2 separate regions of the Mus musculus genome follow, and region 2 is linked to region 1. The links are chromatin loops, found by intact Hi-C in ENCODE. Cell type or tissue: left cerebral cortex. All regions are shown on one strand. Each heading gives the region's core, and the rest is flanking DNA. Links, peaks and the distances in the headings are about the cores only.

Region 1 (7,647 bases), core at 1,737-6,736:
TGCAGAGATGTATCCGTAAAAATGAGATTTTTCCAAGCGTGAGAGAGGATGCCCTGCTGGACTCCTTTCGTTCTCTTGAAGCAGACTTTGACTTCTGAGGCTGAGAGCTGTTTCTCAAGCAGAAGTAGCTGGAGCGTGAAGAGAACTGCTCTCCTGTTGTGCTCTCAAACGCACTCTGGGCTGTTTCGCCTTGGAGACAGGTTCTGAGAGTCCAGGCTATACTGGTCCTTCCTTTGGTCCAGGAAGAGGAGAGGGAATATAAGATGAGATAGTTTACTCTCAGAAGGGATGTGTTAAAAATACCGTTTGACAGCCACCAAACCCAGACACTATTGCATATGCCAGCAAGATTTTGCTGACAGGACCCTGATATAGCTGTCTCCTGTGAGGCTATGCCAGTGCCTGGCAAATACAGAAGTGGATGCTCACAGTCATCTATTGGATGGAACACAGGACCCCCAATGGAGGAGCTAGAGAAAGTACCCAAGGAGCTGAAGGGGTCTGCAACCCTATAGGAGGAACAACAATGTGAACTAACCAGTACCTCTCATTGTTGTGTCTCTAGTTGCATATGTAGAAGAAGATGGCCTAGTTGGCCATCATTGGGAGGAGAGGCCCCTTGGTCTTGCAAACTTTATATGCCCCAGCACAGGGGAACGCCAGGGCCAAGAAGTGGAAGTGAGTGGGTAGGGGAGCAGGGTGGGGGGGGGAGGGGTATAGGGGACTTTTGGGATAGCATTTGAAATGTAAATGAAGAAAATACCTAATAAAAAATTTTAAAAAAATGAAGCCGGGCGTGGTGGCACACGACTTTAATCCCAGCACTCGGAAGACAGAGGCAGGAGGATTTCTGAGTTCGAGGACAGCCTGGTCTACAAAGTGAGTTCCAGGACAGCCAGGGCTATACAGAGAAACCCTGGCTCGAAAAACAAAAAACAAACAAACAAAAATACTGTTTGAGAGGTTCAGAGCAGAGCGGTCCTGCATGAGGCCAGAGGGAGGTGTACTGTCACGTCACGTGGGATGAGAGTGGGCAGAGGATCCGTACCCGAGAGTCGAACTGAAGCTGAGGCAGAGTAAACTCAAGCACGGGGGAGGAGCAGGCGTCCAGGCTGCCTGAAGAAAGAAGAGAAGGCAGCCAGATGGCCTCCAATGTGAATTGTGTCTGTCATAGACTGAGCTGAATGTTCACAAAGTTAGCCTTGTGGAAAAGAATTATTTAATCAAGGGAAGAAATGGATTTATCCTACGATGGTGATTTTAACATTAGTTACAGTCCAGTGTTATATATGATTTCTGTTTTAACATATAATTAGACACTAGATGTTTTACTGCAAAATTCCTCAAATGCTTTTAGCATAAATGACAGAAGACGGCAATGTGCATTGAATCCCATATCCTGAAGGGGGCGCCCACAACCCGCACTGGGCTGCCCGATCTGCTGGTTATGTAAGGAGGCAGCCTCCTGAGAGAGGAAGCGATTGCTAACGCTCTGGGGGCTACATGGTACCTAGATGTTTCTGTGTGTTTGTTATTCCTGTTGGTTATTAACGGCACGTAGAAAACAGTGTGCTTGCCACATAGCCTGCTGCCCTAAAACCGGGTTTCATTAATGTCACCAAAGGAGGTCAGGAGAAAGAAAAGCCGGGCATCCACACTTTTCTCCTTCTGCTGCTTGTTTTGTAAATCTATAGAAGCTGCATGGTTCCAAGAGTGAGGCACTGACATCAGTGTGCTGATGGATCTCGAGAGAGGACTGGGAGTGGGCGTATGAGGGGAAAGGTAGGAAATCCTGATGAAAGATGACCTTAGACATAACAAGCCTGTAAAGAAAAAGTCCCTGCAAAACCAACTGCAATACCTCCTCTGTGTCATTGCACATTTAAAAAAAAAAAAAGGCTGCATTTAGTGCAAAGAGAACATTATCAACTTTTTTTTTTCTGCTTTGGAAATGAAGAGTCCCCTGTATTCAGTTTGACAGCTCATTGAGCCTGTGTCTATCTCTTGTGACAGAAGTGTGTGCCCTGTGCTTCACTGCTCCGGTCAAAGCTTTAGAGTTAAGGACATAGCCCTTTATCTAGTTGTTTGGCCTTTTTTGGGGTAGAATATTCTGGTACTTAGCTTATAGAGAAGAAATCAAGAGTGTGGGTTTCATGTGATATTGAAACAGAATTTTAAGGTGTCATATGGTTGAAACAGAGATCAGTCAAAATGGCCAACCTGTTAAAACTCTGATCAGAGAAAGGGGAATGTGAGCTGCCTGCAGGTCTGCAGGAGCAGCAGCAACTCGTGGTCTGGCAATTTAAGGCTCTCCTTTGAGCTCTGGTTCTTTGGTATTCATTAAAGAGCACTTAGTTACTATGGAAACTGTCCCTTTTCTGTATTTATGAGCTACAGGGCATCTCACAGCATCTCAAGCATACCAGCACAGCTGACTACTGTGTGCATTGAAACATTTGATGAAGACTTCTAGCCGCTCTGTATTCTGCAGAGGAGGCATATTTTTGTTTCCAGTTATTTGGGGTTTATTATTTTTTTTAAACTCAATTACAGCAAGCTTTGACCTTGCATTCACCATTCTGGAAGGCATTGTGCTGCCTCTCCTGCTTAATTTCCGTCCTTTTCTCAGTGTAGATAGAGATAAACGAATTTAACTTTGTATTCAGTGAAGAGTAATGACTTGAAGATTATGAATGTGCCCCTGGGTTCTGCCTAGGAACCTTTGTATGAAATTGAGCAGGAGAGGGATGGTTCTCTAAGGGACATGGAGCAATAGGGAGTAAAAAGCATCATGAACCAAACAGTGAAGCTTAGGGTGTGTACATAGGGTCATATCATCAGGGAGAGCTTCAAAGAGACCGCTTGGCATTTTCCTTGGAGAAAACTAGATAACTCATTGTGTGCTATCTAATTTCTGAACTGTAATTCTTGTCTTCTTCCTCCAAAGAAGTATATGCATACACATGAGAGTGCACACACACCACACACACATGCACAAGCACATACATAAGCACACCTAAGTACACACACAAGCACACACACAAGCATACACACACCACACACACAAGCATACACACACCACACACACAAGCACACACACACCAAACACAGACAAGCACACACACAAGCACACACACAAGCATACACACACCACACACACACACACACACCACACATATACCACACACATAAGCGTACACACACAGAGAGAAGCACACACACACACCACACACAAGCACACACATAAGCATACACACACCACAACACACCACACACACAAGCACACATACCACACACACACACCACATACACACCACGCACACAGCACACACACAAGCATACACACTCCACACACTCAAGCACACACACAAGCATACACACAAGCATTTACACACCACACACACACCACACACACAAGCACACACACACACACACACCATACACATAAGCACACACACACACACACACACAAGTACTCACACAAGCATACACACTACACACACACACACACACACACACACACACACACACACACACAGTCTGTGATTGTTTTGAAAAGCTGGTCAGCATAAAGATTAGCTTTTCACACCAGTGCTGACAGACTCTGTAAAGAACTGTTCTCCCAGGCCCCAAAGCTCAGTTGTCCCAGTTCATGTGGTAGAGAAGAGCAATGTGCACTCAGGGCTTGTGCAGGTGCCTACGTAGAAACGATGGTTACACCATGATGTCCTTGCTGCGTTGTCATGATGCAGCATGGTGTTGGGACCCACAGGTGGGTCTGCACAGTTGGAGGAGCATCCTCCACACAGTTCTTACTACAGATGTGTATGCTCCCAGGACAATTTCTTGGTGGATGATAATTATAGAGATGTTGAGGTATGAGCGTTATTTTTTTATTGTTATTAATCCACACGAAATCCAGCCTGTTATTCAGGCATTGGGGTAGTAATACCCTGGTGGGAGAAGAAACCTTTTTATTAAAACTTTTCTTTGAAAAGGTTTGAAGCTAACAACTTTGTCTTTTCTGAGCTGGTTGTGGCTTTGAGAGTGCTACTTGGTTAAAAGGAACAGCATTATTTTTTTGTTTTGCAACATTGCTGTCATAAGGACGCTGTACACAAATCCTCAGCGTATACGTAATGCTCACAGTACTTGGTACACAGCAGTGCCCACGCACCAGCAGGGGCCAGTGTGTGGAATGGGTGGGAGCCGTGGCTAGCCATAGCTGTCAATCAGAGCTCATTGCATAATGGCTTCATTCAGGCAAGAACTGGATGAGTGTAAGAAAGTGATACTTCACTTAAGGCATCTCCTGTCTCATAGACACGCCCAGTTTTTACCAAGAAAGACGGAAACTGAGACACTCTCAGGCTTCTTTCTGGCTACGACAGCCTGGTGGAATCGGGTGCTCCCAAGAGTTGATATCCCTTAAAAATGATTTGGAGAGAAACTACTCAAACAAACCACCTAAGATTATTTTATGGCCTTTGTCAGACAGTTGCTTATTAAGTTTGGACGGTTCATGAAGAGAAAGTCTAGCTCTTTGATAACACACAGGGGTAAAATATTAACCACCATGTAGTGCATGTTATTTATTTAAACATGTTCTTATGCAACTGAACCTTTCAAGGGAACTAGAAATGATTTCTGAGGACCTCCTTAGCAACGGCTGAACTGTTCTGAGGACCTCCTTAGCAACGGCTGAACTGTTCTCCACGAGATGAAAGCGAAGCAGGTCAGAGGTGACTTTCAGGGACCAGCCAATCCTGAGAGGTTCTCTTTGCCAGAGCAAGCAGGGTTTGTGTTCAGCATTAAAACCAGGCCAAAGCATAAGGTCCAAGAGAGGCTGTGTAAGAGGCACAAGCTCAGCTAAGCTACTGTCTCGTTTCCTTCCCACCCAGTGCACACTGGTGTTTTCAGGGCTTCCTTTTGGCCTCGTCGCCAGGACAGTTCCAGGAAAATAATCAATAATTATTTGCTGAGTGAATGAACCAGGTTTTAGTAGCCTTGGACTACTAAAAGTAAATATGTGCTTTTAGGAGTGTGTGTGTGTGTGTGTGTGTGTGTGTGTGTATGTTCTCCCCTCTGAACATTGTTTACCAGCTCTTGGACCCATCTCAAGGTCTACATTTTATAGTTTTTCCCTTTCAGTTAAAAAAAAAGAAGAAGAAATGAATACCAGGCGTTTCTGTTGTCATCTCTAAGGCTGCCCTGATAAAAGCCACGTTCTACAGTCAATGGCTAGAGAGTCATCACCGGCCTGTGCATTATGGTGGCTTATTCCACTCTTAGTTCTAGCTAGTCACCCTGACAACACAGGTTCTAGGTTACAGAGGAAACAAAAAGGAGTTCAACGGGACTGAGGGAAATTTGATGGCAGTACTTAATGGGAATCCTAGGGACCTTATACTTGCAGTGTGCAGGATGAGTCATGGCTGCCTACAAGAGGCTTTGGAGAAAGCCCAGCAAACACAGACCACTCCCTCTAAGAAATGGTCACATGGCAGTGAGAGTTGGAGATTAAGTATTTTAGGGAAAGGCCTTTTGTTTGTTTGCTTGCTTGTTTTCCCAATGGCTTGAACGAGACACCAAAATTTACAATTTAAGATTTTTGTTTGCTATGTTCATTTTTTCCTGTTTGTTTGTTTGTTTGTTTATTTATTTATTTATTTTACAGAGGAGAGGTCCCTTGACTAACCATGCCATCACTGGGGATTTATTCCAAGTGTGAATTCTCAAGCCCTATCCCACACCAGCTTCTTCGTGAAACAGTCATATTTTAACATGACCTACAGGGGTTCAGAGACACACTGAGGTTTGAGAAATTCTGGTTTAGACTCAAAGAACTAAATAAACTTTACAGACTGTAGCACAGTTGGCCCTAGAGGCAGAAGGCCTCACCCATCTTTGCTTATTTAGTCCTTGAAAGCCCAGTGCTGTCTGAACACAGACATTTCCTTCTCCTCTATTGTCATGTGTCCTTTGCTCACTCATTCCATCATGTAGGCCAATAGACTGGCCCTTCCAATGGTCGACACACTAAGCAGAAGGGCAAAGTCATGAGGCCTAACCCCAATTTTTCTACCCAATTGTAAAAGCAGGATCGGCAAAGAGGTTGAACCTTCTGGTTTTTGCCTCAAACCCTGTTTTGTTTCTTTTTAAAGTTTTCTAAATTTCTCTTCATTCAAAACTGGAACAATGAGGTTAAGAGTAACTGTGATGGTTCAATAAGAAACACCAAGGCATAGCATATTAGTTAGCTTTTTAAATCTCCGTGACCAGAATGCAAGATGGAAACAGGGGTGAGAGAATTTATTTTGGCTCACAGTTTTAGGGAGTCCTTGTCATGGAGAGGAAGACATGGCCAAGCAGCCCAGCTCCCAGAAGCAGCAATGTCTGCCATAGACTGTCTACATCACTGTGGAACAGAGAGCAGAGAGGAAAGAACCAGCAGCCAGGCTGTAACACTTAAGGGCTGGGCCCCTACTGGCCTACTGCTGTGAGCCAGGTCCTGCCACCAAAAGGTTCCCCCATCTCCCCCAAACAGTGCCACTATTCAAACATTGGAAAAAAATATTCAAGACATGAGCTTGTAGAGGAAATTTCAGATTCAAACCATGATCCATGGCTTCTAAACCCATGTGAATGTCTGGCGCCTATCTGTGCTGAATTGAAATGAGAAAATATACCAAAAGCTCACATCTCACAGTTAATATAGAGCAAGATAAAGAGTCTCTATAGCTAAAGGAGAAAAGGCAATGCTTAATGGTGGAGGGAAGACAGAGACAGACAAAAAGACACCCATTAACTCAAGACACCATCCTTGTCGTCATTGTGTCTAGCCTTTGCACAGCACATGGCCAGGAGCTGTGCTTCATGGTCTCTGAGAACATCTAGGCAGCCAACTGTGTTGAACAGCCATGGTCCAGGCTACTTGGGAGGCAGAGTATAAAAGGAGTTTGAGATTACCTGGACAACAGGGCCCAACCCATTTCAAAGAAACCAAAAACAAGGGCAGAGGCTGTGGCATCCTGGTAGAGCATTTGCCTCGGATACATGATGTCCCAGGCTCAATGCCAAGCAATAGCAAGAAAATAAAATAGCCCCAAACAAGCACACTGAGTACAGATAAAATTATAAATAAATAAAACACAGACACCAGGGGCTTGGAAACTAGGGGACAAATAAAGATACAGAAACTTCATACACAGAGTAGGCATGTATAGCACACAGTGGGGACATATGCCAATCTTTGCCTTTTGAATTGTAGTTCCTACCTGCCCTTATCAATCAGGCCAGAAGCTGAACCTGGAGACCTGGAGAGTTCAAACCCTTCTCCTGACCCTGGTGATGCAAACATTCACCTTTAGACTGGACTCTGTATCTATTTTGTTGTTCTAATTACACAGTGAATCCTCAAAATATTGTCTCACACCCAAGACATGTAAAACTGCTTTCTGTAAATCTAAGTTCTTTGATTATAGACATTTATATCCTGGGCCAACACCCACACTGACCCTTTAGCTCCTCACTCTTGGTACATATAAACTGAGACTCTTGATTCAAGCAAGACCAAGGTTTCTTCCCTATGCTCCTGGGCACCAGATTGCATGTCTGTCCTTGGCTGTAAGAGTTCACTTGGCTGAG
Region 2 (7,647 bases), core at 1,124-6,123, 62 kb after region 1:
TATCTGCCCATTCCAAATATCTAGAGCAACAGGGAACCTGATAATTAAGTGAATTCTTCAGGGACAGCAGAGAGCTCAGAGTAATCACCTCTAAGAAGCAACTCAGGATCTGGAGGGCAAGAGCCCTGAGACTTGGTGTGCCGAACCAGAGGAAGGGGAAGGGCAGAGGAACTTGAGGCCCCCAGAAGCAGAGAACGGGAGAGTGGGGTTTAGAGTGGCCCTTCTCCCCAGCATCTTGATAGAGAGGAGACGAGTCAGACATGTGGAGGAAGTGGCCTGTAGGGTACTTAACCCCAGCAAGTACCCCTCCCCCTCCTTCCACCTGGATCAGCTCTATAATTATCAATGTTATAAAAACAGGCAAGTGTCTGATATTTTCCAGATCCTGTGAAATGTTACAGGCAAAATGGGACAAAGAAAAAAAAGATATGATGTAACCCCAGCATTCTCTGCTGGCTTATGGCCGCCAAGGGGAGAGAGAAGCTAAAGGGAAGACAGAGTTCCCACACACGAATCAGGAGCGCTGGGTCCGAGGAAGACAAAGTCTTGGGGTGATTAGGGTTCTCACAGAATCTTCTGGAGGATACTGAGGTTGGAGTTCCGGATGTTCTCTGGGTGGTAGGATTAGGAAAGGGTTCTCAGCCTGGCTGCACAGCGGCGTTGCAGTGGGACGGGAGCTGAAAAATTCACTCTAATCCAAGCAAAGTGGATAACTTTACACCAGACGCTTCGAGATGGAGAAGTTGTCTTGGTGCACCCTAATGTGACCATGAGCCTGTTTTGAGAGGGACATAGCTATTTTTTCCACGCACAGAGAGATACATGTGATGCCGCCACAAGCCAAGTAACACTGCTGGCCAAATAAAACCAGATGACGCAGCAGCGTGAACGGCTTTCTGGAAGGAGATGCCCATGCCAAAGGGTTTGGATTTCAGCCCAACGATACTGATCTAGGCTTCTTGCTTTTGAACTAAAAGAGAATAAATGTATGCTGTTTTAAGACACCCACCCTATGACCATTAGTTATAATAGCCAGAGAAAAATAATATAGCATTATATTTTAACTCTGGGACCTAATTTAGCCCATAATATTGGAATCCTTCTGGGTGCCAGGCACCACCAATCTGAAGACACTGACTGGCTTAGTCCCAGCATTTTTGCAAGGCACACCAATAAAAAGCCCCATTACCCTATGGGAAGTGCTTGTGAGCCCCTACCTCTCCACGTAGTTTCAAGTGAACTTCCAGCCCTGGCAAGCTTTGGAACTGTTTGTTCATGGAGGAGATGAGCCGATACAGCAGATAGTCCACAGCGGCAAACAGCACCCACATGTAGAGATAGGTCAGGACAGGAAGGAAGAACAGCCCAAGGGTTTTCTTCTCCTTAGGAGTCAGCTGCAAAGATGGGACGATGACATATTTCTTCCTTTCCTTCTTATTCAGCGGGAGGACACAGGGCCGCTGTTGGTGCCTCTCCTTTTCATCAAACCGAACAAATTGTTTGGTGATGTAGACATTCTCATACTTCCAGCCACAAGGGCCCAGGAATCGCTTCAGGAAGAGGCCAGTGCTGACTAGGATGAGCAGAAGCCCGGCAAGGGCAAGCAACTTCTGGCCCACGGAAGTCAACAGCTCTGTCGTGACCACCATATGGTGCAGGACTCCCAGGACTTCTCCTCTAGTGTCATTCATATGAGCCTCCAGGGCATGGCTGGGACTAAAAAGAGAGACCACCAGAGTCTGGTTCCAAGAAACAAGGTCATCAAATAGATTCAGCGGAGTGGCAAGGCCGTAAATCCACTGGATGGCTTCAGTATACCGTTTTAAAAGTGGGAAATGTACTGAAAAGCTCTTTGCCCTTAGGTTGCAAGTCATGCTGTCTAGGAGACCTCTGAAGTTATAAAAAATATTTTCCACATGTCCAAAGATCACTACCCCAGTGCCAGCCGCAATCAAAGCGTTCCTACCTTCACGGAGGCCACACGACAGAACGGCCAGAAGAATGAAGCATCGTGCGCGCTTGGAACAGCATAGGAAAACACAGGTGATCATCCAGACAGAAGAGAGCAGGGCAACGGGTGGCAGGATCCAGTAAAAGGCTGCAGAGAAGAGGCTCACCGAAAGGAAGGCCACAAAGCAACAGACTCCCAAATGCTGGATGAAGTCCAGCCAGCTAGGGCTTCGTGGAAACACATAAGTCCCCCAAAGCCTCAGGAAAATACTGGTGCCCAAGGTCCAGAGCCTCATTCTCCCTGTGTCTCTAGAGATAAAAAAGAAACCGAGTTCAGAAGTTATTTAAAAATCAAGCGGTAGCAGGGCGATGGTGGCGTAAGCCCTTAATCCCAGCACTTGGGAGGCAAGAGGCAGACGGATTTCTGAGTTCGAGGCCAGCCTGGTCTACAAGGTGAGTTCCAGGACAGCCCCTGTCTCGGATAAAAAAAAATTAAAAAAAAAAATATATATAGCGGTAGACTAGCTGTAAATACACACACACACACACACACACACACACACACACACACACACACACACACACGCCTCCCTCTGTCCCTTCCCAGTGGGACTCCCACCAAGAAATGGGAGAAATAGATACATCAAGATGTGAGGTGATGCCAGAAGGTGATGCTGCACTGCACTTTCATCCCAACACTTGAGAGGCAGAGGCAGGCAAGTCTCTGAGTTTGAGGTCAGCCTGGCTTATAGAGTGAGTTCCAGAGCAGCCAGGGCTACACAGAGAAACCCTGCCTCAAAATAAAACCGATCAAACAAGCAAATGACAACAGTAACAACTGAAGGTAAGGTGTGTTTCTGCATCTTTGGGTCTAAGTTGGTCTCATGATTTAGCTAATTAAATGTGGCAGCAATGTGTTCATACCAGCCTTGGGACGATGGCTCAATTCTTCATGCTCTAGTGTAGCCTTACCATCTGCTGAACTGTGGTAATTAGTGTCCCTTTAACATGTTAACAAACTATCACAGACTCACTAGATCAAAGAAACACCCATTTATTCTTAGAGTCTAAAACGGGTCCCTAGAGCTATGATCCTTCTGGAGGACCAGGAGGAGAACTGGGTTACTTTCCTGTGCCAGCTCCTTGGGGGGTTGGGGATGAGAGCATGCATTCTCTGGATCATAGCTCCTCCTTCCATCTTAAAGCCAGCGAGATTGTATCTTGTAAGTGTAACTCCCAACTGACATAAAAATACCAACAAACACTGTACCATATGTATAAGATTGAATGGGAGACACTGCAGTCTTTAAACACCCTCAAATGTATTCATTTTCATGGAAGTATTATGGTATAGGATCTATGGCACAGCTTAACTCTGCGAGAACCAGTGTGTTACACTGGATGTGGTAGAGATGAATGTAGGTGGTGGCTACAGGGTATGAATTAGAAACCAGACGTCAAGATCTGATTCTGTGCTCAGGCTGAGTGGAGTTAGCAAAAGGCAGAATTAAGGCGGAGGAAGCAGGCACCTTAGGAGTAAACACCTGTAAATTTCCGGTTCAGGAATGGATCCTAGCAGAAAATAAATGTGGAGAAAACTCTTATGTTGAAGACAGGCATTATCCATTGCTTTAAAAAAAACAGACAACAAACAAACAAACAAAAACAAAACTGCTGCATCACAATTCCTGACAGAATCAACTTGGTAGGGGATTTTAGTGCAGGGCTGGGTGACTTCAGTCCAGGGTTGTTTGGGCCCAGGATTTTGAGCAGAACATCAGGGAACTAGGAAGGGGTTGCAGAGGAGAGCTGTTACACCAGGCAGACAGAAGTTAGAGAAAGAAGTGAGCAGGGCTAACGTGCCCCCAAGAACTCTTCCCCAGTCGTCTGCTTTCTCATGCACAGCTCCACCCACTGTCCATAGCCTCTCAAAATAGTGTGTCTATCTGGAGACTAAGGTTCAAATCATGAGCCTCTTCAGGCACTGCAAACTCACCCTACAAGGGTCATTGTCATGTACACTAGCTTCACAGAAATCAATATCCCAAACATGTGGAGCAGGCAAGATGGCTCATCAGGTAACAGACTTGGTCAGCCGGTGGTTTGCAATTGTTGTTGTTGTATTTTTATTTTTGTTTTTGTTTTGTTTTGTTTTTGTTTTTGTCAGCTTGACACGGGCCAGAGTCATTTGGGAAGAGGGACCTCAGTTGAGAAAACACCCCTATCAGATTGACCTGTGGGCAATCCTATAGGGCATTTTTATTAATTAATGATTGATACGAGTGCACCTAATTCCTGAAAGAGGCAGTGCCACTGTGGACAGTGATCCTGAGTGGTATAAGAAGAAAGCAGGCTGAGCAAACCACAGAAGAAAGCCAGGAAGCAGCACTCTTCCATGAACTCTGCTTCAGTTCCTGCCCTGCCCTACTTCAAGATGAACTGTCATTTGTGAGCTGCAATAAGCCATTTCCCCCCACCCCACCCCCGAGTTCCTTTTGAACATGGTGTTTTTCTCCACAATGGAAACCCTAAGACACCTGAATACCTGAATTTTGATAGCTGAAACCCACATAAATAAAAGTGGAAGGGCAGAATAAACTCCACAGACTTGCCCTATGACCTCTGCATAGCAATGTGTAGCATAGGTATCCAACTCCCATCTCTCTCTCTCTCTCTCTCTCTCTCTCTCTCTCTCTCTCTCTCTCTCTCACACACACACACACGCACACGCACACGTAAAATATTGTTTAATAAGGATGCTCCACAGGAGGCTCTTCTTGCATCAGAAGGAAGGGGAATTAGAGAGGAGATCAGGGTGGAGACCATAAAGGACCAGCTCTCTATTCCTGAGAGCTGTGTCATTTCTCAGTCCATGAGCAATGCTTGCACCTGGTACCCAGGGAAGAGAGAGCCAATATCACCAATGGGTCTGTGCTCCTGCAACTTTCCCGCTGCCCCTGCCCTGGAGGGCTTAGTGGATAGTGGGCTGTGGGTAGGTAGGAACTGTCTCTCCTTAGACAGACCTATGCACGTTCTTTGCCATCAATTTTAGAGCTTTAGGATTTGACCTCTTGCTGTTATCTGACTGACTGATATCTAAGTAAGTACTAATTATCTATTACATCAAGGGCACTTTGCAAGAAGCCTCCACATCCCCTGCTTCAAATGTGCTTTGCATCTTATGCAGGGGAAGCTGAAGCTATGAGCCTTTGCTGAAACTTGCCAGTCTTCACGCAGAGTGGGCCATACAGTGGAATTCACAGCAAGCTGTATCGAGCCTCCAGCGAGCCATCACCTCTTCGTCCTGCCTAGATTTCACAACTCTGGGTTAGGGAACAGGACACTGCTGTCTGAGCCTGTTCCTCCTGGAAACAAGCCACCTTTACTGCCAGCGACTGCTCAAGAGCTGATCCTAGTATTACAGGTCCATTTCCACTGTCTATTAGTTTAGGTTGTCTCTCCTTTATCTGAAAGGTCAACCCTCTGAAGTTAGGATGTCTCCAATCGGCAGATTCATCTTTATACAAATGAGAATACCCAGTTTCATTTTTTTTCTAATTTCCTCTATAAGGTCCCAATTTTTCTTGTCTGCTGAAGTATTAATAATGTATATTGTAGGCTCATTTCTTCCTTCTCTTGCCTTTTTCCTTGTACAGCATGTTCTTAATACAGATATTCCTCCACAAGTATGAAACAGATTTATAGCCACATTAAAGTTTGAGTATTCTACAATAAAATCTAATATCAATTAAATGAGATCTATGGCTGCAATTTCATTCTGTAAGAGGTACATGTTTACTCAACAAGCAACAGTTCCACCCTTGACTTTGAGAACAAGATGTCACCTAAAGACACCAAACCTTCAGGGAGAAAGACAGGAGGCATTCTCTCAGTGTGCAGCTCAAGGGACTTAGCTGAGCCCTGACCTTGAATCTGCCCCTCCCTTACTCCCAAGTGTGGCTTTGATTTCTTCCCACCCTCAGCTTATCATTTTCCCTAATGTAGATGATCTGCTTGATCCCTCTTATTGTAACTTAAGAAGAAAAACTTCTCTAGACACATTGCCGTTACCTAGAGATGATGTGTCCTGACAATGTAGCACACTTCCAGGACAGTGAGCATCACACTTCCAGAACATTGTGCATAGAACTTCCAGACCATCATGCATTGCACCTCCAGACCATCATGCTCCACACTTCCAGACCATCATGCATCACACTTCCAGACCATCATGCATCACACTTCCAGACCATCATGCATCGCACCTCCAGACCATCATGCACCACACTTCCAGACCATCATGCATCACACTTCCAGACCATCATGCACCACACTTCCAGACCATCATGCATCACACTTCCAGACCATCATGCATCACACTTCCAGATGAACATGCACCACACTTCCAGACCAGCATGCATCACACTTGCAGACCATCATGCATTGCACCTCCAGACCAGCATGCAACACACTTCCAGACTATCATGCACCACACTTCCAGACCATCATGCACCACACTTCCAGACCATCATGCATCACACTTCCAGACGAACATGCACCACACTTCCAGACCATCATGCATCGCACCTCCAGACCATCATGCACCACACTTCCAGACCATCATGCATCACACTTCCAGACCATCATGCATCACACTTCCAGACCATCATGCATCGCACCTCCAGACCATCATGCATCACACTTCCAGACGAACATGCACCACACTTCCAGACCAGCATGCATCACACTTCCAGACCATCATGCATTGCACCTCCAGACCAGCATGCAACACACTTCCAGACTATCATGCATTGCACCTCCAGACCAGCATGCATCACACTTCCAGACCATCATGCACCATACTTCCAGACTATCATGTGCTTCTATAGAAAATTAAGACTTTCTATTTTCTGGTCTTGTGCTTGGACACTCACATTCATGAAAGTCTGAGTGGAAAGCCAGTTGTTCCATTCTCCTGGTACAGTCAACTTCAGTGACCTCTTCTTGCTTCAGTGTGGGTCCCACCATTCTGCTAGATACCCTGATTCTCTCCTTTCCAAGTAGCAGAAAATCAAACAAAATGAGCTATTTCTTTCCCAGAGTAAAAATTCCTTGTGTGCATGCCATGGTCAGAATGAAAGATCCTGACAGGATGTAAAAGGTCACAGAAGCCCTGAAATTGGCAAAATAGATTTCATTGTTAGTAGAACTAGCTTCACTGATTTAGAAAAATAGAGGTGCACAATGTTCCTCAAACCTGTGTGTCTGCCAATGTTCTGACCAGGTGTGTGCCCATTGCTGCACCTCACTGCCAGGTGTTTGTGATATTGGTTGCTGGGAAAGAGTCAGGAAATCTCCCCAGCAACCATAGTAGGGGCCAATCCGGAGTGCTGCACCTTCATTAGACTCTTTCCTTGTTTCCCTCCCATACCCATTTCTTGAGGAATCAATCATTTTAGAATAGATATTGTTTAGATCTGGAAATCCCCTACTCCCCCCTTCTCCTTTCCCCCCTGAGGGCCTATAAAAACTGGGTCCTCTTTCCCCTCGAGGTCGACTCCTCTACCCCTGCGTGGGATATGAGTCATCCCCAGAGCTCTGGCTTTCCCCGAATAAAGCCTCATGTGGTTTGCAACAAGCTCAGTCTATCATGAGTTCTTGGGTGTCTGCTATTGTCCTGAGGCCTGAGCGAGGGGC

The links. A loop is a pair of places that touch in the nucleus more often than their neighbours do. Peaks named below come from ENCODE experiments on the same cell type or tissue, not always from the same donor. Only the 100,000 strongest peaks of a DNase experiment are listed, where the experiment ranks them.
Region 2: it touches region 1 in a loop (2.7-fold over the local background); 2 of 42 quality-filtered maps call a loop at or near these places.

The regions. Positions count from the first base shown.
Region 1 is chr15:39,811,027-39,818,673 of GRCm38, reverse strand. All of the region lies in intron 7 of Dpys (dihydropyrimidinase), which reads left to right. It overlaps Gm16291 (predicted gene 16291), which reads right to left. Exons shown (of 3, transcript NR_045788.1): 3 at 6,297-7,647. Among named protein-coding and RNA genes, the nearest start is that of Gm16291, 18 kb to the right of the region's middle. In left cerebral cortex, for the core only: no CTCF peak of the experiment used is centred there; DNase peaks (open chromatin) are centred at 2,310, 4,234 and 4,735; H3K4me3 peaks cover 118 bases; H3K27ac peaks cover 1,998 bases.
Region 2 is chr15:39,748,796-39,756,442 of GRCm38, reverse strand. It overlaps Dcstamp (dendrocyte expressed seven transmembrane protein), which reads right to left. Exons shown (of 4, transcript NM_029422.4): 2 at 1,218-2,259. The coding sequence starts at 2,246. Among named protein-coding and RNA genes, the nearest start is that of Dcstamp, 6.7 kb to the right of the region's middle. In left cerebral cortex, for the core only: no CTCF peak of the experiment used is centred there; a DNase peak (open chromatin) is centred at 3,252.